Linked DNA regions of Homo sapiens: all the other regions are linked to region 4. Evidence: chromatin loops called from intact Hi-C (ENCODE). Cell type or tissue: PC-9. All regions are shown on one strand.

Region 1 (4,000 bases), 370 kb after region 4:
AGGAAAATGATTTTAAGGGAAACCACATCTTTCTCTTGAAAGTGATTGTATCTCTTAAGAGTTTTATATAAATAACTCAATCAAAAGCTCACCTATTTGAAGGCTTTTTTTTCAAGGCGCAAATATAAGATTAACTTCATATGGTTTATTTATTTTCACTTACTTGTTTACCTATCATTTTCTAAGTGCCCCAAATATATTCACCTCTCAAGGCTTGCTGCTTTCTGGACATAGGTATGTACAGAGAAGTCAAACAGTAAGTAGATTGCACCTACAAGAAATTGGCTCTTGATTAGCTCTTTGTAACCATATAGTTGGCGACCTCCCAAAAAGGAGAAAAGAAATGTAAACTCTGTTTTGCTATATGTTTCTATGTATCTTCTAATTAGATGTAATTAGTCAAAAGGCCAAGAAGTTTCAGACATGTCACCAACATGAATGAATATAACATTTTGAGTACATTATAAATGGAATGCATGTGTACTAAATGTAGGTAGAGGGAACTTATTTTAAAATCACTAGTCATATTTAAAGTAAACTTTAAAATAGTAATATTGTCATCATACAACGTATTACCTATAGATGTTACAACTCTTTTAGTTTTTGGAAGAGGTTACAGAAAATATCAGCCAAAGGAAATAGGAAAAAAAGTTAACATTATATGTTTACACTGGTTAGCATATTTGTCCCAGAGAAACAAGGCATATTTGAAGTTCTTCAAGCAGATCAGCAGGCCCAATATTTTAGGAAGGTTGGGTTTTGGCTTGGGGCTCTTTACCTCTCTTGAGACACAGAGCTTCCTGAAATTTACAAGGAGTGTTGTTCCTCCTACTCAGGAAAATGAGATGTATGTATACACACATAAAATACTTGACAGACTTTGTGAAACTCAGATTATCTGGTTTAGAAAAAAGATAGAATCAGATGCACATAATACTTTCTAATGCACATGCTCAATTTGTACATCTAAAGACAATGATAATTTCAAGGTTAAAATCATGTGATTTGCTAAATATTTACTGTTTTATATTAAGGAGGAAATCTAAAATTTGAAAAACACTTCGAGTTTAAAAATTGATCAACTATTTTGGAAAGCAATTTGCAAATGTGGATCAATAACTTTTGAATGAGCATGTCTGCTTTCAGAAATGTGTTTTAGAAGAATAATCTTAAATGCAGATTCATGTACAAAAATCACAACAATAATACATTATATATCAGAGAGTATGTATTTAGTATTTCCTGTATGCTAAGTTGTTTCTTCTCTATGTGTTTTACTCGCTAAATCAACAGCAATTGCCATATAGATGCTATTGCCTACTATTTTAAGAAAAAAACCATGACGCTTACAGGTGTTAATAACTAGCCCCACATTTCAAATGCTAATTGTCATAGTTGAGACATGAATCTAGGTCTACCTGAACTTTTGCTCTTACGGTACACTTTTTAGAGCATGGTTTCTATTAAAAAAATCAGAAGCAGCATAAATGTCCAATATTCATGGGAAGTTTAGGCACCACATAACTGTAGCTATAAGATGGAATACTTTTAAAAAGATAAAATAGATTTAATCAAACATTTTAATACTGTGAAAATTCTTAGGTCATAAAATTAAGCACATTAAAACAAACTCAAAAATATACGTGCCCTATGAACATAGTTTTATATGAGACTGACGACATTTGTCAAATATTAGTAAAAATTGCTTTTGGATTTTGCTTCTTTTTTCCTGTACATCAAAAAAATCATGCAGTGCCCTTCTAATAATAAATATAAACATTTTAACTATTTTTGTAATTGTTACTGATTTCAAAATTCTTTAACCATCAAAGAGGGCCCTTAAATTTGAAACTGACAGCAGAACTACGTGCAATGTCCCTGATAAGAAAGCTGAATGTGCTCCCTAGTGGCCACTGTGTTGTTAAAGTTCTCTGTTGTACTACTCCCTGTGAGGGATTCGTATTTACCTTCATCTGCTATGTGATGGTGGTGGGAAGGAACTGGGCATCACAAGACCAGGATAAACTGGCTGTGTTTTCTAACCAGGAAATAAGTTGTTTGGAGCACTTTATTTGTACGTCTCCTTGGGGAAAATTTAAAGTCTGATCAATCCATTTATACATAAATATTTAGCAACATTTAAAATTGTACTAACTTCTCTATTTTGTCTGCTTATATTTTAACACGTCTTTGTTTTGAGGACAGCTTAGCTTTTTTGCTACACAAACTAAATTCAGTGCTATTTATAGTACTTTATTTCTGAAGCCAATCTATATTTGAGGCTAAAATGTGGTCATTGAAATGATGAAAAGAGCCATGAAGTGATGATATATAAAGACATACGTAGGCTGGTCATGGTGGTTCATGCCTGTAATCCCAGCACTTTTGGGAGGATGAGGCTGGAGGATGGTTTGAGGCCAGGAGTTCTAGACCAGCCTGGACAACAGAGTGAGGCCCTGTCTGTACAAAAAGTAACAGTAAAATTAAAATATTAGCCAGGTATGGCACCTGTAGTCAGCTACTCAGGAGGCTGAGGCAGGAAGATCACCGTTGCATCTATCTTCTGTTCCAGGCTACAGTGAGTTATGATCGCACCACTGCACTCCACCTTGGGTGACAGAGTGAGACCCTCCCTTTAAAAAATAGACACAAATATCTAAATGGTGAATAAATGCATGTGCATAGTATAGAAAACCACAATACCTTAATAACATATATTACATTATTATTATGAATATAATTACTTGAACACAGGAAGAGACATAGATGTACTCTTGGTTGGGAAGATTCACATTATAAAGATATTATTATCCCCAAATTCAAATCAAAAGATAATATATGTCATATAAAAATCAAATAGGAAGCAAGGCTTAGGTTTAGGTTGGGGGCTTTAAAGTCTGGCTTGAAGTCTTAGCTTTAATGCCCACTTGCTGTATAACTCTGGAAACGAAACATAACAGTTCGGAGTCACAATATTCTTGTTTCTATAATATTGATAATAACAATATAATGTTTACTTTGGAGAATTATGAGATTTAAATGAATTCCAGGAATACTTGGCACAAAGAAGAAACTCAGTAAACGGTACAAAGATAATTATTAATTTTAACTCATTTGCATTCAGAATTCTAATAAAGTTAATTTGTTTTCTGAAAATTAGTAAAATTTATCTTGAAGAATAATTACTTAGAATAGGTAAGATATTCCTTAAAAAGAATGAAAATGGAGGAAAGTTGTCCTTCCCAATAATATATGTACATAAGGAATCAGCGAATGTATCTTCAAATCTATGAATTAGAGTAATATTTTGCTGATAAAAAGTTAGGTAGAAATGTACAATACAGTTGTATCTTAGCAGAGAGTTAGGTTCTAAAGCCAGTGTGTAGATCTAAATTTACTTATAGTGAACCTTATCTGTAAAAATCTCTCAGGAATGTGTTATGATGGAAACAACAGCCCTGAGTAAATTAGTTAATTTCTATATAAGGAGAGTGTTTTTACAAAACATACATTCTTCAACTACTAGACCAAACTTAGTGTTGGAAGAACTCACTAAAAGTGGCACTGAGTGGTCTTATGAACTGAGACCAATGGAGGAAACAAAGAAAATGGAAAGGCATTTCTTGTCTACTCTGAGTCAGAAACATTCTGCTGATTGAGCAGAAATGCCTGAATTGTTTATATATTTTCTTAACTTTTGTTCTTCCAAGTTATGTATATTTCATTTTCAAAAAGTTAAATGTATGTATAGTGGAGGGGGATCTTTGAAAAAAATGCAGAACCATATCATAATATGCTATTTTAAAAATACTGGTAGTGAAGACAAAGGGCAAATAATCTTGGGAGTTTTAGGGCCCCGCCCACTGCCGGTTCCTCCCCATACTACCATAGCTGAGGCTCTCTGGAAAGTGCCACCTCCTGGCAGGAGGCCAAACAGCACAAAAATAGAGCATTAAACCACCAAAGCTAAGAACCCTCATGGAGTCCATTGCACCCACCT
Region 2 (4,000 bases), 350 kb before region 4:
GAGGGTGTCAATCATTCCTGAAAGCCTAGTATGCAAGGAGTCCAATTTTCTCCTTCCAAATTTAGGGAGTATAATATCAAAGAGATGGGAAGTGAAAACTTTCAGACTCAGCAATCACTGAGGATGGTTTCATCTAGACAATTCATTGAAGCAAGAAAGTGAGGACTAGGAGTAGTAGTATTACGTAAAATATTTACCGATTTTGACAGAAGTCATATAATAAAAATATATCTATGCCATACATTTATAACTTACAAAATTTTAGTGTACTCCTTATAAAATATTTATAATAGAAAATATTAAATATGTAATTCAAAGAAGTGTAAATTGTAAACATACCTTTGGATACAAATTTTAGAAAATAAAGTTAATTAACATAAGGTTAATATGACATGGACCTTTAATGAATCATAAATAATGAAAATAAAATACTATTTGATCATTGTAAAGTTCAACCTCATATATGTACACAAATTATCCATAAAACTAAAAAGTAGAAACAACTCAAATATCCATAAACTGATAAGTGGATAAACTTAAGGTGATACATCCATACAATAGAAAATTAGGCAATCAAAAAAATGAAATACTCCTATGTGCTACATATATGAACATTGAAAACATCATGCTAAGTGAAAGAAACTAGTCACAGGTGACTATATATTGTGTAATTCCATATATCTGAAATGTCTAGAATGAGAAAACCCATAGAGATAGAACATAAGCTAGTGGCTGCCTAGAGTGGAAGAAGGGGAAGAGGATTAAAACTGACTGCTACACAGTACAGGATTTCTTTTTGAGGTGATAAAAATATACTAGATTATGGTGGTAGTTGCACAATTTATGTACATCTACATGGGTGAATTGAATGGCATATAAATTATATCTCAAGAAAAGCTATATATATAACCCCGGACTAGTGTGCCTTTGAGTCATAATATTTGTACGCAATTTTTAATATGCTAATTAAAAGCAATTTATGCCTCTATACCAGTTGAAGGAAGAATGCTGAGGTATTTTAACTCCAACTATTTCCTTCTACCTTTTTATTCTTCAAATAATCCCAATTCTCCTTTGATAACTTTGGGTAGACAATTTTTTTTAAACAAGGATAACAAATTTTTATTGGCAAGAGTTGTATTTTGTTTCAAAGTACACTTTCCAGTTTGTTTTCTTCTTTCTTGGTTCATGCACAGTCAGATGCAAAAGTACCAAAAACAGTTTCTGTCATGTTGAAATCCTGTTGATTTGGTAAATCTAATGTCTAAATTAGAGAACTTTTCTTTCTTTCCTTATACTGCAAGTTACTCAATGTGACAGTACAGTATGACTCATAGAAGCACAGATCTGCCTACGACTGCAGGCTGTGGGTGGATTGGAGTCAAGGAAGAAAAAAATGGAGTAAGAGATTCATATGCTTTGAATTCAAGGCATAAGGGTGAGATTTCCAAATGTCAAAGTAACCTGGCATCACAACAAAATTGTATGTAGTTTGCAATACAAAAATGTTTTAAAATAATTTAACAGGGACAATTTTCAGAATACCAGCCTGGCAGTCATCACTGTTATTGCAACTGCACAGGAATCTGGGTGCTACTCCAGTCAGGATCACTGTGGATGACCTTGTTTTCTAAGCCAGGAGGATTCTTGAAATGAGCCTCTTCTGTCAATCACATGTCTAGTACAGCCAGGGTCTTTGACTGTCTGAAAGCCCCATCATTGTCACCTTCTTAGTCTCTGCTACTCACTGGGAAGCCAGAGAGATTCCCCGCTGCTCTAGGACCAGAAGACTTTCTTCCTTTCCTAGCCTCTAAAAATCTCCTCCCTCATTCTTCCTCCCAGTTATTGCTCTCTTCCGATTCCCCAGCATGGTCCCCTGAAAGAATTCAGGCACTAGAAAACTAAAGCCCAGAGGCAATTTTGTCGAAGCAATTTAATTTTTAATCAAGCTATGCAAAAATCTCAAGGGGCAGGGGAGTACTATGGCCTGGGAGGAGGAGAGAAAACAGAGTGAGAGCAAAGTAAATTATCTCTAATTTAACCTGCCATACTAGGACTTAATCTCTAACAGTTCACTCCAAATACTTCTTAGTTATATAGAATAAACCATGTCATCCAATTTGCTGCTGAATGACCTTTCACCATCCTGGGCTGATATTAGTCAGAGGTGGTGATTGCTTAAGGCTCAGCTAAAGGAGCTCATTTTGCTCCTTTGCTGCGTCTTTCAGTCATTCCATCAGCATGAGCCACTGCACTTTGTGCCAGTGTACTCTGTGCCTCTTCCCACTGGGCTCTGCATTACGCTTTCATCTCATCCCAACCACTGGGCTTCTGTTAGTCAAACTTGCATTCCACATGACACATTTCCCCATCTGTGTCTTACTGTGAATATTTTCTGCTGCTCTCATAAAATCTTTCACTACCCTGGGTTACTCTCATCTCCTTCATTTGTAGACTGCATGATGGTTAATGATTAGGATTACAATACATTTCTGTAATGTTAACATGGTATCTCCAACAGTCATTGTTTTGTGGCTACAATAACACATTCTGGATATATAAGATTGAAGATTAAGTTAATTCACTTTTATTTAAATGGGCTTATTTCTTTTTGACATTTGTAGTCCAGTTGTAGAGTATGAGTATGTGTATATAGGTGTGTGTGATGATAACAAATAATGGGGGAAATATTTGAGTCAATTCTCACTTGGGAAGGGAAGTTAAATCCACAATTGTCAGATAGATTCCTTAAAACCTTAAAAAGCTTAAATTACATGTCTGGATTAGCTCACCTTGGTGTAAAATGGGACATTCAAATTCCTGTCTCATTCAAGCCACATCAGTTACATCTGCATTTTAGAGGTGTTGTTTTCTCTTCCTGAGCTAGTTGTAAGTAATCCTTTAATCAACTGAACATACTTTTTTTTTTTTTTTTTTGAGATGGAGTCTCATACTGTTGCCCAGGCTGGAGTGCAGTGGCCAGATCTCAGCTCACTGCCACCTCCGCCTCCCGGGTTCAAGAGGTTCTCTTGTCTCAGCCTCCCGAGTAGCTGGGATTACAGGCATGCCACCACACCCAGCTAATTTTTTGTATTTTTAGTAGAGATGAGGTTTCACCATGTTGCCCAGGCTGGTCTCAAACTCCTGACCTCGTGATTTACCTGTCTCGGCCTCCCGAAGTGCTGGGATTACAGGCGTGAGCCACCATGCTCGGCCGAGAGATGTTTTTAAAAAGAGTAATCGCAAAAAAGAGTAGGAGAACAGGAGTAAATGCAGGAAACAGAAAGGGAATGAAGCAGAACTGAAAGGGAAAGAATAAATGAATATGAAGCAAGAGAGAATGTCACCAATAAATATCATGCTGTGAAGTTACACCTGTACCACAGAGCCCAGGTTACCCTCCAGAATGAGAAGGAACATGGCAGCTTGAATGGAAACCCAGTTTATGTGAGTGCATCACTTAACTTACCTTAGTTTCATTTTGCTTTTCTGTAAAGAAAGGGACAGAATGACCCCAAGGTTCAACAAGATTTCTTTTTGATTTAAAATTTGAGAACTCTATGAAAGGTCACTCTGTAAGCCAGGTAGCAGCTGGGCAATTCAGTCAGGCATGTGTTTACATTCCAAACATATTCCAGAAGCACCCTGTAGAGTTTGAAAAGGCCTCTGAATTTGTCCTTAAAAAAAAAAAAAATCTTCAACATGAGCTGCTCTTTGGACTTTGTTAAAGTGTTCTTTTCTTCTTTTGTAAGAGACCTCTGTCTGCAAAAGCCATCTGGGAAATATTCACCACAAGTTTTCTTGTAGGATGGAAACACTGCTGCACGCTAGCTGCCTAGAATGAGTACAAATCTATCCGATGGTCACTAACTGCCCTCAAAGCCCTAAATCACTTTCAGCTTTGAGGAGACATATGTGTTGGGATGGGTCCCATTCAATTAGTCTTTTCCAGTCAAACTCCAGAGTGAATCAGGGTTTTAGCCAACACTTAATAAATATA
Region 3 (4,000 bases), 130 kb before region 4:
TTAACATCCCTCCCTCCACACACAGAAATAACAAAAAAGGATAATAAGGGATTTGTGAAGAGCTCCCATATTGCTCACCACATACTTCTCAGTTATTGTGTTATCGCCACCATGAAATTTGCCATCTGCTGTTTTCTGTTGCTGTAACTGCTCTGCTAGGTCCCAGCTAATAAATAAGGAACACTGAAGCTGAATATAAATAATGGTTCTGGGAACCAAAGTTCTGAGACAGTCTCCTTATAGACCTCTTCGGTTTTTAACCCAAAAGGAAAAAAATGCAGGGTGCTCATGTGTGTGGAAATTCATTAACACTTTAAGAGATCTCTGGATCAAAAGTAACCTCTTAGGGAATGTGCATTTCAAGGCCCTGTCTTACCCCAAACTGGAATTTTTGGCCCGAGGAAAATAGCAAATTATCTCACTTAGGGACAGCTGGTGTCCTCACGGAGGTTTAAATTTAACTTAGCAGCTAGAAGCTAGTCATCTTTAGATTCAGAAATACGAATTCATTGCAATAAGGAGTTCACCAAGGGCAGGCCGAAAGGACAAAGCAAAGACAAGTACAGTCTTATTTCAGTGCCATAAAGGAATTGTCATATGAGCCTTGACACACAAATTCCACAACTGAAGATCATGCAACTATTGCCCAATAAATTTAAACAGAGTGATTGCACTTAGCCTTAATTGTCCAGTTTCTGTTTTTGAAAAAAAGGCAATGAGTAACACAATGTTTCATAACCAGGAAAGAAGTTTTTGAATTTCTTTATATCACAGATAGTGAACACAATCTAAAAATAAATATTAAATAATCAAAATCCCAATGTAAAATATATATCTATCTGTATATATTATCACATGGAGGGAAAATTTGCACCACTAATATAAATGCTATTTATTAGGCATTGCTTTTCTATAGATTTTCATCCACTCTTTCATTCTTCTGCTCTATTCCTTGGTCACCTTCCTTCCATCTCTTTTCTTTCCCCTTTTTTCCATCTTCAATTTAGTGTTTGTTTCTTAAGAAACAAGTTTACATATTTCTTAGTTCTCTGTCAACAGAACCTTTCTCACTTTTCAACTGCAAAAATCAAGGTATTTTTCTAAAGAATCCATCAAAATAGGAGTTCTAATGTCCACTGATTAAATAATAATTCTTCGCAAGGTGCTTCAAATGCATTGACATATTTGAGAAAGCTATTGCAGACAGATAGCAAATTTATTCCCCTCTTAATATGTTAGTACTAACAAACAACTCAAGTCAGTTTGTACAATCAGATTGCTATTTAGAAGTTTCAGTTCTAACTAAAAGGCTGTTTTTCATCTTCACCAAACACTGGCTAGTCAGCAACTCCTGCCAGCATTCTCATAGCTGCCCCAGACAGCCAGTTGCAGGAACTCTGGCTGAGTCATGTCTCTGCTCAGCTACTCAGTAATGAAATATCCCTAGGGACATTCCTAAGACATGTCAGAGATGTGTTTCTAGTCTCCACCTATTTCTTTGTCGTGCCCCAAGCTGTGCCCACATTAGTGGAATTTCCAGTGCATTGCCATGCTCAGTAGGCCAAAGAGAAAAGTCTGCAGAATTGCTACTTAATATTACTTAATAAATCAGTAACAGAAGCAATGAATGGAATGGAATGCAAAATTCTTGGCTCTTAGCCTTAGATAGAACCACTTCCTTCCTATGAGCAAATAGTGGTTCATAGGTTAGCTTGGGGAGGGCTACTTCAAAGGGATAGTGTCTAAGTAGTCAATTTTGCTTGAATAAATTATGGAAAATACAGTTTTCAAGAGGAGAGGCTATGCTACTTTTTTCCCTTTTGGAATACTGGGTATATCCTAGGTAATAGAGAGTCAGTGAACAAATCTTTGCTGATGCTAATAGTTAAACAAAATGATTCAAATAGTTACTGAGCAAACATTTGCTGATTAAATAACATAATGATTCATATATGAAATGCGTTAGTTAGGTTCTACATATACTGTATCATTTCCTTTCAACCAGTATTTTCTATTTGTCCCAGAATAGCCTCCAAAAGAAAATTGCTGCTGGCAATTTAAAAAGACAACCATCTAAAAAAAAGTAACAAGTTGACCGGGCGCCGTGGCTCACGCCTGTAATCCCAGCACTTTGAGAGGCCGAGGCGGGCAGATCACGAGGTCAGGAGATCGAGACCATCCTGGCTAACGCTGTGAAACCCTGTCTCTACTAAAAAAATATAAAAAATTAGCCAGAGCGAGACTCTGTCTCAAAAAAAAAAAAAAGTAACAGACGGTAGAGGCAGTCAAATGTAGAGAACGCAGAAGCAACTCTTCTTTTAGTCCCTATTTATTAATAACCCTTTCTGGACCAAAACAAAAGAACAGTAATGGACAAATTTTCTTGCAGATTCAAGAAAACTGCTTCATATCACTATTATCTAATTATCTTCATCAAGTTGCCACACTACTGTTCTAAAATGTCTCTTTGATCCAAGCACTCCATGTGCTCCCCACTGTCAATGTCCCAATGCTACAGAATCTGCTTCCTTCCAACCTTTTACCTGCTACCCACTGGGTTGATGCTCCTGGACTCATGACCAGATCTTATCTTCACATATGGCAAACATCGCTGTTGGATAAACACTTTCTGCAGAGATTTCCTTTTGAGACATGTATCTAGGTGGCCATGGGTTGCAAAAATTGGTGAAAAAGTTAAAATCTATTTGCTCTACTAACTGTGGTCAATTGCTGATGTAATAAATAACATAATGATTCATATATGAAATGTGTTAATTAGGTTCTACAATACTGTATCATATCCTTTGAACGAATATTCTTTTTTAGTCCCAGGATAGCCTCCAAAAGAAAATTGCTGCTGGCAATTTGAAATAACAGGCATCTTAGAAAAATAACAAGTTAATAAATATAATAAAGAGATGGTAGAGGCAGTCAATGTAGAGAATGCAGAAGCAACTCTCCTTTTAGTCCGTATTTTATTAATAGTCCCTTCTGGACCAAAACAAAAGAACAGTAATGGACAAATTTGCTTGCAGATTCAAGAAAAGTTAATTAATCCTTAATCCTTAATTTAGTTCATGCTTCAAAATACCGACAATGTTTCTTTTCAAAAAAAAAAAACCAATCTGAACAATCTGAGTATTCCACTTCCCTATTTAAATCTTGCACAGTTCCCTATTTTACAGAGGATAAAAGGTAAACTTACCATGGTAAAATGGCTTTCCAATGGGACCTTAACCAGTCCCTTCCTCTGCCTGTCTCATTATGGGATCCAGTCTCGATGGGCTCTAAATCACTCATTGTTCTCAACACGTGGCTCCCTCTCAAGCATCTATGTCTTTGCATTTGCTCTTCCCTTTACCTAGTATAACTTTCTCTCACGCACTGCCACTTTTTCTCAGTTGCAGGATTTGTCTGAATGGGGACTATGAAGATATTTTTATTTTACTTGTTTTGTATAGTCCACTGAACTCTGAGCTCTTTGAAGACAAAAATCATAATTTATTTATTTTGTTAACATTGAATGTAAAGTGTAAGCAAAAGTCATTGAGGACCCTAAGCAAATTGGCATCAAGGAGGAAACAGAATGGACACTTAAGAAAGAGCATTACAGGACCTTACAACTGCTAGTTAAGTATTGGCTAGAGTATTAAAGAGAAACATGTCCTGCTACCCCAGCTTACCAAATGGGCATCACTTTTTCAGTCTGCTGAGATGCGATGACAGTCGCAGACCCACCTGGGGATATCCTGGCTATTAATTATACTTAGTGCAGAGTTCAAAAAGGACTCAGAACCATCAGGCGATTAAAGGATGTAGATTATGGATATAATTTTAGAAGAAAACAAAGCCACTTGAGTCATTCTCCTAATAAAGCAAATTCTGTTAGAAGGGGTAACACATTAAGCAGCATGTTGGTATGTACTTATGTACGTATGTATGTATGTATGTATGTATTTATTTGAGATGGAGTCTCGCTCTGTCACCCAGGCTGGAGTGC
Region 4 (4,000 bases):
GACTTGGAGAACTTTTATGTCTAGCTAGAGGATTATAAATGCACCAATCAGCACTCTGTGTCTAGCTAAACGTTTGTAAATGCACCAATCAGTGCTCTGTGTCTAGCTAATCTAGTGGGGACTCAGAGAACCTTTATGTCTAGCTAAAGGATTGTAAATACACCAATCAGCACTCTGTATCTAGCTCAAGGTTTGTAAACACACCAATCAACACCCTGTGTCTAGCTCAAGGTTTGTAAATGCACCAATCAGTGCTCTGTGTCTAGCTAATCTAGTGGGGACTTGGAGAATTTTTGTGTCTAGCTCAGATTGTAAATGCACCAGTCAGCACCCATCAAAACAGACCAATCAGCTCTCTGTAAAACAGACCAATCAGCTCTCTGTAAAATGCACCAATCAGCAGGATGTGGGTGGAGCCAGATAAAGGAATAAAAGCAGGCTGCCCAAGCCAGCAGTGGCAACCCACTTGGATCCCTTTTTCTACTGTGGAAGCTTTGTTCTTTCACTTCTTGCAATAAATCTTGCTGCTGCTCACTCATTGGGGCCGCACTGCGTTTATGAACTGTAACACTCACCAGGAAGGTCTGCAGCTTCACTCCTGAAGCCAGGGAGACCACGTGCCCACCAGAAGGAAGAAACTTAGAACATTTCTGGACATCAGAAGAAACAAACTCCAGACACACCACCTTTAAGAACTGTAACACTCACCGCAAGGGTCCATGGCTTCATTCTTGAAGTCAGTGAGACCAAGAACCCACAAATTCCGGACACGGTATCACCTTAAAAGCATGCATTGAATCAATCTTATTTATATTTTTATCTTAATGAAGGCATGAATGATGGAAGATATCAACTTTATATAAAAGAGCTTCGGCCAGGCACGGTGGCTCATGCCTGTAATCCCAGCACTTTGGGAAGCGGAGGCAGGCGGATCACAATGTCGGGAGATGGAGACCATCCTGGCTAACATGGTGAAACCCCGTCTCTACTAAAAATACAAAAAATTAGCAGGGCATGGTGGCGGGTGCCTATAGTCCCAGCTACTCGGGAGGCTGAAGCAGGAGAATGGCGTGAACCCAGGAGGCTGAGCTTGCAGTGAGCCGAGATGCCGCCACTGCACTCCATCCTGGGCGACAGGGCGAGACTCTTTCAAAAAAAAGAAGAAAAAAAAGAGCTTCTACTGCCAGGGAGAGAAGAACCCATGATCTTCTTGGGCTGGAAAATTAACCTTGAGATGCTTAGTAGAAAGGCGCTTGGAATTTACAACATTCTTCCCCTCCACTTTGTAGCTCATATGTAGTAACCACATCCCTATTTTACACCTTTAAATGTGACCCCTCAGTTGATTACATGTCTCCTGTCCTAGCCCCTTTGACACTAGTCTTCAAAAGATCAGATTAAATTAGAAGCATATCTCACGCCTGTAATCCCAGCACTTTGGGAGGCCGAGGCGGGCGGATCACGAGGTCAGGAGATCGAGACCATCCCGGCTAAAACGGTGAAACCCCGTCTCTACTAAAAAAAATACAAAAAATTAGCCGGGCGTAGTGGGGGGCGCCTGTAGTCCCAGCTACTTGGGAGGCTGAGGCAGGACAATGGCGTGAACCCGGGAGGCGGAGCTTGCAGTGAGCCGAGATCCCGCCACTGCACTCCAGCCTGGGCGACAGAGCGAGACTCTGTCTCAAAAAAAAAAAAAAAAAAAAGCGTATAAGCCTACTCATTGACTACTCTATATTAAGCAAGTTGCTGTACCTGTCTGAGTCTCAATTTCCTTATTTATAAATGGCAATAATTATACCAACTTGATTGTTTTTTAACAATACCAGAATGCCTTGCACTTAGTAAGTGATCAATAAGAAGAAATTATTACTGGTGTTATTTGCTTTCCATCATGAGAGAATTTTGTCTGGGCTTTAAAACCAGTTGACAAAACCTCCACCTATCTGAGATTTCTCTGTTACTCTTGGCCTATTCCCAGAACCTTGCCTGCCACAGAGAGGTGGGTCTCCCTGCCAAAACATGTTTTTCTTGTTGATGACGTTGTACTCGCTGCTGTTGAAACCTGTCCTGGCCACCTGTTTCCATCCTCAGCTCCCAGGGGATCTATTAATAGCTAGCACCTGGCCCCTCCCAGTCTGACAACCCCACTGACTCAAGGTTCCGTCACTGGTTTTACTCAGCGAACACGTTGTTGCATTTAGCAAAAACCAGTGAAAAATCCAACACATATCCTAGTGAAATTCAACACACGTTCTCTATGTGAAATATTTCTCCCTCCAGTCCCTCTGTCATTACTAGGTAACTTATGAACACACTTTATGCTTTCACATCACAAACTTGGAAATTGTTTTTAAAAATTCCATGGCTTAGCATTGCAAAAGAATGCAAAAGAAACTAACCATTTTTATTAACATGCCTACTGTATTCATGTATTCTTAGTTTTTGTTCAATTTGGAGCTCATGCTGAGTTCATAGAACTTGACTTATTTATTTGGCAGACTGTCAAAAAATTCAAAATTCCAATTCAAAATGCAATATTATATTTTCCAAACCTAAATGTACACATGCACATATCACTCATAAAGCCCATTTCAAATGCTATTTTCACTGCACTGTTTTTTTTAGCAGTTTTGTTACTTAGTGGAGCAGAATGCTGTTATAATTATGATTATTATTATGGTTGATGTAGGATATATAATTGACTTTTTTCTCATCAGCAAAAAAGATTTAAATGTGATTGTTACTCCCACCTACATGTACCTGAGTTCTGGGCTTTCCTGTCTTAGGTGCGATGAATTGCTTGTGTTTATGGCTAAACGGTGGAGTAGCTCCCTGAAGGCATCTTTCCCAGGCATCTAATTTGAAAAGCCTAAATTTTTGAGGCTGCATGGGTGGATGATCCTTGCAGAAGTCGGAGGCCCTTTGACTCAGGAAGAGAAGAGATTAACTTGACTCCTGGTGATTATTGAGATGGTTGTGCATTAACTCAGCCACCCTGAAGCAAAGAATGTGTGCACCTGAGGGTCCTTGGGAAGGATCTGAGCAGGGTAGACCCAGAAGGCTCTGACCTTGGGAATTTTAGCAATGATCCTTGAGGTCAACCTTGTGGCCAGTGAAGAGGGACACTATGAGGGACTTTCTGAGCGGAACAATATTTGATTCTCATGCTTTTCAGACCATGAAGATCAATGTTGGAATGGTGTGCAGCAGGGACTAAAACCCAGACCTTGTCTTTATTGTTTTGCCTGAATAAAATGAGAAGTTCCTTATATACTACAAGGGAGGAATAAGAAAGCCATTAACCTGACATTGACCTTAAAAGGTAAAGTCACAAGTTTTCCTCACCCATAAGAAAATATTCACTGGCGTGACCTGACATATAATCTCATGGGTTTCATGGATCTGTATCCCTGGGCATTTATGCCCTCACTCTCCTGTACATCTAGGAGACTAAGAGATTACCACAGAATGACTATTTCTGCCTCAGTCTGGAGCAAGATTGAACAATGGTCGTCTGACTGAAGTCACTCCATAAGGAGTACCTGTGACTGTGGAACATCTGCATCTGGAAGGAAATGTAAAGAATAAGTCAGATAGCAGCTATTCTGAATCAACCACCTACTCAATAGTGCTGGTTTTGTACATTCCAAATTCTGGAGTCAGAGTCTTTCTGATCTACCGTGACTTGCTTAATTGCTCTCTGGCTCCTCTTCCAGGTGGATGCAGTCCACAGTGGAACATCTTGATGACTGCCTGGAATCTTTGTGTAAAATAGAAAATGATACTAATTTTCCCTCCATGTGGGTACAACTCCATGGTAAAGTTGGTGAGTGGCAAAGCAGGCTTACCTCCCACCTTTCCTTCTTGGCTGGATATTCTTATATAGATTAACTATACTACCCTGCGCAACAACACTGATTCTTTGTCCAGCTTTCTGAAATTAGTCTTTCCTGGATGGTTCTCTACAAGCAGTCAATAAACTTTTGTGATCACTTAAAAA
Region 5 (4,000 bases), 230 kb after region 4:
CTTTGAATATTCACTTACATAACCAATAGTAAGCCCCTGTTAGGTTCGAAAAACAAAATAAACAGTAAAAATCATTTCATAGTCAATATGTAAAGTGACTAACTGTCCTGGCTTTCCCAAGACTGTTATGGTTTTGAAACTGTAAGTCTCACATCTTGGAAGTCCCCATAGTCCAAAGCAAACATTCCATATAACTATTTGCACACCTACTTATAATAAAATATTATTGCAGTAAAAAATTAACTTCAAATAATCTGCTTTACAGCATTAAGTAGTTTTCAATTATCCAGAACTAGCAACTTGCTGGCTAATGTGGCTTCTGAAATGTTCTGCTTAATGTAACATCTATTGCTACATCACAAATTGCCCCAACACTTGCCATCTCAAAACAACACAGTTTCTAAGGGACAGGAATCTGGGCATGACTTAAGGTTGTTTGACTGAAGGTCTCAGTTCCTTCCTTGCAAATGGTTGAAGGTTGCGCTCAGTTCCTTGTCAAACGGGTCTCTCCAACATGGCAGTTTGCTTTATCAAAATTGGCAAGAGAGTGAGTTTATTAATAAGACAGAAGTCACAATCTTATGTAACATAATCATAAAAGGAATTTGCTATATTTTATTCATTAAAAATAACTCTCTGGGTTCAATTCTCACTCAAGGAAGGAAATACACAAAAGTATAAATAGCAGGAGGTGATAACCAAAGGAGGCCATCTTCAAGTCTGCCTGCCATGTCTGGCACTCAGAGACTTTAAGACAAATTAGTTGTTTAGATATAGATATAAATATAGGTATAGATAAATATAGAATATTACCAGCATGCTCCCTTTCAGTCATAATTTTGCTTCCAAAGGTTAATCAGACATTTCTGAATTCTCTTACTTTACACCTCTGTTTCAATTCTGTTACCTTCACCTCTTTTTGGTCTTCATATGAATGGAATCATAGAGTAAGTACTCTTTTGTTTCTAGCTTCTTTTATTCAACATTTTGTCTTTGAGATTCATATATACTGCTTATGATTTTGATTACTATAGAGTATGTACTGTATTAATATATCATGACTTATTAGTATATCCTACTATGTCTTAATCAAAGAATAAATGTCATAATGAATCATCTTGCATTACAAGGTTTTATATCTCAATTTCCTTTGTTAAACCTTCTCCCTACTTCAGTCCTTTTTCACTTTCAGTTCTTCCATATGCTTCTGCCATTCTAGTCTTGACTCAAAGGGAGAGATTTATACAAACTCATTTCCACAAGGTGTTCCTGATTTAATATTAGAAGATATTTAATATCCTCTAATACCACCTTTAGGGATTTTGCCATCTAAAATTACAAAGGAATATCTCTAAAATACAGATCTCTGTATTTTAAGAAAAGGCACCTCCTAGGTGAGAGAGCAATTTGGTGATGAGGTGGGGGTGCTAGCTGATAAAACACATTGAAAACAACATACTCACTTCATTTAATAGAAATATAGGTTAGACTTTCAAAACTTTTATCATTTAGAGTTGCAAAATAATATGTATTATAGAATACAAAATGGAACTTTGAATTGAGATGATAATGTGATATCAGATCTTTAACCAAACACTCCAAGGTAAGGTGCTCATTCTCTCAGTACACCATTGAAATGATATTGAAATAAAACAGCAGAGATGCACACATGCACTCTTGGAAACAAGATGCTGAATGTGAACCATAGAGACAGCTAAAGAGGAAACACAAATGAACTACAGATTCAAGAGAGTAATTTGAAACTTTTTTTGAAAATTTTAAGCCCTTTATTAAATTCCTTCAAAGCTTGTTAGTATGTTAAAAGTATCACAGGTACTTCAAAATTATTTCTCCAAAAAATGCTGAACGTGTGTTCTAAGTTCTCCCACTTAGAATCCATAATTCTGAATAAGCCTGTTGTAACCAAATTTAGCATTTCTCATTCATGCTTGGGGAGCCATATCCACTTTTATCTTAAAACATCTATGTATATGTGCACGGATTTTCTAAAAAACAAACTGAATATTCAGTTATAGGTGTGGTAATTTTCCTTTTTATGCATTTGGAATTTCCCATGTGTTGAAATCCTTGCTTTACTTTTAGTTTTGGACAGCAGTCATATCTTCCAAATAATCTCAATCAACACGATGTGCTGAGGAGGAGAGGAGGGCACTCCCCTAAAGTTATGTGCCACGAGGAAATTTCAACACTTTCACAATCTAGCTTATTTTAAATAAACAAAAAATGGAAGTGGTTCATGCATAATAAATCCCTGCTGGGCTGTACTGTGTTTTCATGACTAATTTCTTTTGCTAACCACAGCTTCTCAGCCTATGACCTTTAAACGGCAGGCATTCTTTACAAAAACATGGGCTCACTGTCAGGGCTGTGCCTTTTCTTACTCATGAACTCCCTAGTGACTTGTTAACTGTCCAAACATAGATGTCTTCAAACAACTTATGGAAAATGCACTTGTAGGACTTTTTTGGTGCCATGAAGGGAACCTTCCTATTATAAAGTCAAAAACTAAAATAATAATAAAGAATAAGTTGCTACTCGAAAGACTGATCTGACACATTTTATTTTTCTTCACAGAAACAATTCTGGTAGGGACATTGAAGCATATTATCTAGTCGTCTCTTCATAACTGGGCAGAATGGCAAATCATCTCAGCTGAGATTTCTAGGTGACTTTCTGGAGGATAAGGGGGGAATTTGATGTAGGTGCTAGAATCTCCTACTCCTTCTACCACATACCTATTTTATGACTCCTTAGCAACCATTGACTCCAGGTCTTTTTGTCAGAGACACTTGTTTAACATTTTCTACTTGCTCCGTTTTCTGTTAGTTAGCTCTGCTATTTATTATGGATGTCTTTTAACTGCTTTTGACCTTGTAAGAAAAATCTCTCTGTTTCAGGTGTAATTTACTTACATAAATAATAGTGAAGTTCTCATCAAAACCAGGAATTATCATTGAACTTCTCTCACTGAGTAATTAGCTCAACAACAGAACTAACATTGTTCTCAAGTTTCATGTTAATCTCTTGAAAGTTGTAATTTGATTTTTCTCTTTCAAGAGTCTCTGTTATTCAAGCACAACATCTTCTTTGCCTTCTCAATGGCTGATAATATCCTTAGGAATCTAATGACTGTGCAAGTGTCTTACTTCACGTATTCACCCTTTCTCTTCAGCATTCATAGGTAATATATAGAAGCACCTTTTTCCAGCTTCAGTTTTCTTGGAGGTATTGCACAGTCATCCATCTTCGGAATTTGCCTCTGTAAGTACACTATTTTGTGTTATTTTTCCCTTCTCCATCCATTGCTAACTGGAGCATAGTTGGATAAAGGTATCCAACCCTTTGGATTAATGAATGTGATTTGTTTGCTTCTCTTGGCAGTTTGGAATAAGGATAAAGGGGTAATAACTATATGGCTGCTTGTGCTGAAGCTAAAAGGAAGATCACATATTACTGATCTCATTCGTAGTTCTTTTCCCCCACTGTGCTGCTGTTGTTTGCATGCCTCTTTTTCAGCATGTAAAAACATTTTCAACTTGCATTTTATTTTATTTATTTATCACTCCCTGCAGTAAAAAAACTCTTGAGGGTAGGTGCCATGGCTTATTCACTTTGAATTCTGATCTGTGTCTAGGACGGTGTCTAATAAATAGTATAGTATAGATTAAACAATTTTGCTGCTTTAGTCAGGTTGCATTTATGGCCTCTTTTGCTGAGTTGTTTTATTCCTCCTGAGATGTATTACAGTGACCTCGTAACTTAATCCCATTACATTTATTTATGATCCTGATAACCAAGACCAATTTGAATTTTGAACATGTTTCCTGCCAGCTATTGCTCATAGCTCTGAGACCAAAATTTGTGTGGTGTCTAATTTATCATTGATGAAAACATCAAACACCCCTTATGAAATATTATTATGTACGCCCTGAAGTTGGAGCATTGTTTCACTGATATTTACTTTTTGTTACGTCCCTTA
Region 6 (4,000 bases), 210 kb after region 4:
CAAATCTTGGATATTCTATTTTTTGTAATACCAATATAATGTCCCCTTTATTTTCAATTTTATACAAACAGGACTTTTTATTATTTTTTACCTAACTGGTTTAAGTAAATTAAAAGAATTTTGCTTTTATTCTGTAAAATTTTTTTCAATGGTAAAAAAGTGAAAACATACATCAAAGACTCATAAAAGTTCAATAAAGGAACAAATGTATTTGTATTTTACATATCAGTATAAAATTGGGAAGAAATGCACAACGATCTCTTAAATTTTCCCCTCAAAGTATTTGTTCATACCTTAAACATTTGATTTTAAAACATTTTTCTCCTTAACTTAAGTAGTCTAAAACTTGAAATGGATCTATAACAATAATGGTGGCATCTGGAAGACATTTTTAGCAACAGACAAAGCCAAAAGTCAATGGAATGCAACATGTGGATAAAATATTATAACTTTAGCTATGTGGTTAGGTATTTAAATGCCCTTTGGCAGTTGATGCCTTTCTTTTGATATGCAACCTTAGAAAGCTAATGCTATTACTGCACTGATATATCCAAAATATTTACATCTTGACATCTATCATCGGATGTCATTACTTTCCAAGACTTCAACTAGATGGTATTGTATGTGATGAGAGTAGTTCTTTCATTTACTTAAATTTTATTATATTTGTGAATTAAACCCCTTGAATGTCCACAAATTATATGGTATTTGTTAAAAAACTTTGGGTAAATAATTCAGGAAATAGGTTTATTCTATGTTATGAAAGTCAAATGCAGGGTATCAGAGTAAATTTAAACCACTAGACCATAACGAAATAAAATGCAAATATGCTGTCTGAGTCTGCCTTTTTAATACGTGGAAGACTGCCCCAGAGAGGGAGTGAGAGGGAAGAGACAGATGGCATTTAATATTAAGGATGAAATTTGCTCTATCCCTTTGAAAGCCTCAGTCCTAAGTTTTTTACTTCATTCCCTTTTGAGATTTTAAAGTCTTTTTATAGAGTCTTCTTATGTATCTTTTTAAGCTTTCCATTTTTCTAATCTCTCTCTGTACAAATGTGTGGGCATATGTGTAATTTATCTATGTACTTATCTATGTTTCTTTATATCTATCTCTCTGCCCATCTAATTTACCAGTCCCTTTATCTGTTATCTACTTAGGATATACACACAAAAGAAATTAAGTGGAATATAGAAATTATCCAAATCTAAATAATTACAAGGGTAGTTCTGTAGTTAGGAGGAGAAAATAAAACTCTCATTTTAAACTGTGACTTTCTAACTAAAAACAATTTGAAGTGACTGTAATTCTTTATTTTACATTTCCTATCTCAAGAAGGATTTTTCTCTTCTCTTTTTTTCTTTTCCTTCTCTGACTTCACCTCAGCAGATGAGTCACAAAGGCAGTCTTAGAACTCTCTTCCTGTCTTAGGATTCTATCAACAGAAGCTGAGCTATTCCAGAAAGGGCCTACTAGACAGCCCTGCATCTTAAGAATATCATGCAGAATATTGAAGACGGACCCCTATCTTTTACCATTTATGAAAATTTACTCAACCTGGATCCAAGATTTTAAATGTAAGACCTCAAACTACAAAAATACATAAGGCAACCTAGGAAATAGTCTTCTAGACATCAGCCTTGGCAAAGAATTTTTGGCTAAGTCCCCAAAAGCAATTGCAACAAAAACAAAAATAGACAAGTGGGACCTAATTAAACTAAAGAGCTTCTACACAGCAAAATAAACTATCAACAGAGCAGACAGACAAACTACAGAATGGGAGAAGATATTTACAAACTATGCATCCAACAAAGGCCTAGTATCTAGAGTCCATAGGGAAATTAAATAAATAAACAAGCAAAAAAAAAGCCCCATTAAAAAATGGACAAAGAACATGAACAGACACTTCTCAAAACAAGATATAAAAGCAGCCAACACACAGGAAAAAATGTTCAGCATTATGAATCATCAGAGAAATGCAAATCGAAACCACAATGAGATACCATCTCACAGCAGATAGAATGACTATTATCAAAAAGTCAAAAAACAACAGAGGTTGGTGAGGCTGTGGAGAGAAGGGAATGTTTATTCACTGCTGGTAGGAATGTAAATTAGTCCAATCACTGTGGAAAGTAGTCTGGAGATTTCCCAAATAAATTAAAACAAAGCTACCATTTGACCCAGCAATTTTATTTCTGAGTATATACCCAAAGGAAAATAAATTATTTTACTAAAAGGACACAGGCATGAGTATGTTTATAGCTACACTATCCACAATAGCAAAGACATGGAATCAACCCAGGTTCCCATCAATGGTAGATTGGTGGTACGTATATACCACGGAATACTATGCAGCCCTAAAAAATAATGAAATCATATCCTTTGCAGCAACATGGATGCAGCTGGAAGCCATGATCCTAAGTGAATTAATGCAGGGAGGAACAGAAAACCAAATAATGTATATTCTCACTTAAAAGTGAAAACTAAACAATGAGCACATGCGGACATAAATATGGGAACAATAGACACTGTGGACTACCAGAGGGGAAAAGGTTCGGGGGAGAGCCTGGAATGAAAAACTACCTAGTGGGTACTATGCTCACTGCCTGAATGATGGGATCCATACTCCAAACCTCAGCATCAGGCAATATTCCTATGTAACAAACCTGGACATGTATTCTATGTTTCTAAAATAAAAGTTGACATTAAAAGAAGATATCATGGCGATTCCTCAAGGATCTAGAACTAGAAATACTATTTGACCCAGTCATCCCATTACTGCGTATATACCCAAAGGATTATAAATCATGCTGCTATAAAGACACATGCACACATATGTTTATTGCAGCATTATTCACAATAGCAAAGACTTGGAACCAACCCAAATGTCCCTCAATGATAGACTGGATTAAGAAAATGTGGCACATATACACCATGCAATACTATGCAGCCATGAAAAAGGATAAGTTCATGTCCTTTGTAGGAACATGGATGAAGCTGGAAACCATCATTCTGAGCAAACTATTGCAAGGACAGAAAACCAAACACCACATGTTCTCACTCATAGGTGGGAATTGAACAATGAGAACACTTGAACGCGGGGTGGGGAACATCACACACCAGGGCCTGTCATGGGGTGGGGGGATGGGGGAGGGATAGCATTAGGAAATATACCTAATGTAAATGACTAGTCAATGGGTGCAGCACACCAACATGGCACATGTATACATATGTAACAAACCTGCACGTTATGCACATGTACACTAGAACTTAAACTATAATTAAAAAATAAAAAAAATAAAATAAAAGAAGATATCATGAAGACAAAGAGCAGCAGCTGGACTCTTTTCATTATTCTTAATTTCTAAAATTCCGAATACTACTTTTAACCCCATGGTGGATTATTATAGCTCTTCTCTTTGGGCTACCCTACAGAAAACCCAGAATATAACTCAATACTTAGTTCTTGGACTGTTATCAATCCTCTGGCTCTTATTTCTCATTGAACAAGAAAGGAACTATTTCAAGACCATGACTATATTCTTGTTGCAGATTTTCTCTCACTTAACTGTCATGCTCTTGTAAAGTTAGAGGCTGACATTTTGACTGATCTGATCAAGGATGAGACGAATTCATTCTTTGTTTTGACATGGAGTCTCACTCTGTCACCCAAGCTGGAGTACAATGGCACGATTTTGGCTCACTGCAACCTCTGCTTCCCAGGTTCAAGTGATTCTCCTGCCTGAGCCTCCTGAGTAGCTGGGATTACAGGTGCGCGCCACCATGCCTGGCTAATTTTTTGTATTTTTAGTAGAGATGGGGTTTCACCATGTTGGTCAGGCTGGTCTCGAACTCCTGACCTCGTGATCCACCCACCCTGGCCTCCCAAAGTGCTGGGATTACAGGAGTGAGCCACCGCACCCAGCGGACAAATTTATTCTTTTCTTCAATGTTTTGATGTGGCTTCCAACAATTTTCCTCTTTTCTCAACTCTAGGGTA

What was found. A loop is a pair of places that touch in the nucleus more often than their neighbours do. Peaks named below come from ENCODE experiments on the same cell type or tissue, not always from the same donor. Only the 100,000 strongest peaks of a DNase experiment are listed, where the experiment ranks them.
Region 1: it touches region 4 in a loop (3-fold over the local background); 5 of 110 quality-filtered maps call a loop at or near these places.
Region 2: it touches region 4 in a loop (11-fold over the local background); 3 of 110 quality-filtered maps call a loop at or near these places.
Region 3: it touches region 4 in a loop (9-fold over the local background); 5 of 110 quality-filtered maps call a loop at or near these places.
Region 5: it touches region 4 in a loop (12-fold over the local background); 2 of 110 quality-filtered maps call a loop at or near these places.
Region 6: it touches region 4 in a loop (13-fold over the local background); 2 of 110 quality-filtered maps call a loop at or near these places.

The regions. Positions count from the first base shown.
Region 1 is chr7:81,445,649-81,449,648 of GRCh38, forward strand. No RefSeq gene overlaps it. Among named protein-coding and RNA genes, the nearest start is that of HGF, 320 kb to the right of the region's middle. In PC-9, a CTCF peak has its summit at 1,923 (motif pointing left); no DNase peak of the experiment used is centred here.
Region 2 is chr7:80,720,703-80,724,702 of GRCh38, forward strand. No RefSeq gene overlaps it. Among named protein-coding and RNA genes, the nearest start is that of CD36, 84 kb to the left of the region's middle. RefSeq lists a silencer at 2,151-2,445. In PC-9, no CTCF peak of the experiment used is centred here; DNase peaks (open chromatin) are centred at 1,329 and 2,249; H3K4me3 peaks cover 1,489 bases; H3K27ac peaks cover 3,541 bases.
Region 3 is chr7:80,940,954-80,944,953 of GRCh38, forward strand. No RefSeq gene overlaps it. Among named protein-coding and RNA genes, the nearest start is that of SEMA3C, 24 kb to the left of the region's middle. In PC-9, no CTCF peak of the experiment used is centred here; DNase peaks (open chromatin) are centred at 648 and 1,528; H3K4me3 peaks cover 1,623 bases; H3K27ac peaks cover 3,037 bases.
Region 4 is chr7:81,071,703-81,075,702 of GRCh38, forward strand. No RefSeq gene overlaps it. Among named protein-coding and RNA genes, the nearest start is that of SEMA3C, 150 kb to the left of the region's middle. RefSeq lists an enhancer at 2,745-3,944. In PC-9, no CTCF peak of the experiment used is centred here; a DNase peak (open chromatin) is centred at 2,059; H3K4me3 peaks cover 713 bases; H3K27ac peaks cover 2,732 bases.
Region 5 is chr7:81,297,165-81,301,164 of GRCh38, forward strand. No RefSeq gene overlaps it. Among named protein-coding and RNA genes, the nearest start is that of SEMA3C, 380 kb to the left of the region's middle. In PC-9, no CTCF peak of the experiment used is centred here; a DNase peak (open chromatin) is centred at 2,277; H3K4me3 peaks cover 679 bases; H3K27ac peaks cover 1,259 bases.
Region 6 is chr7:81,283,326-81,287,325 of GRCh38, forward strand. No RefSeq gene overlaps it. Among named protein-coding and RNA genes, the nearest start is that of SEMA3C, 370 kb to the left of the region's middle. In PC-9, no CTCF peak of the experiment used is centred here; a DNase peak (open chromatin) is centred at 2,006; H3K27ac peaks cover 1,134 bases.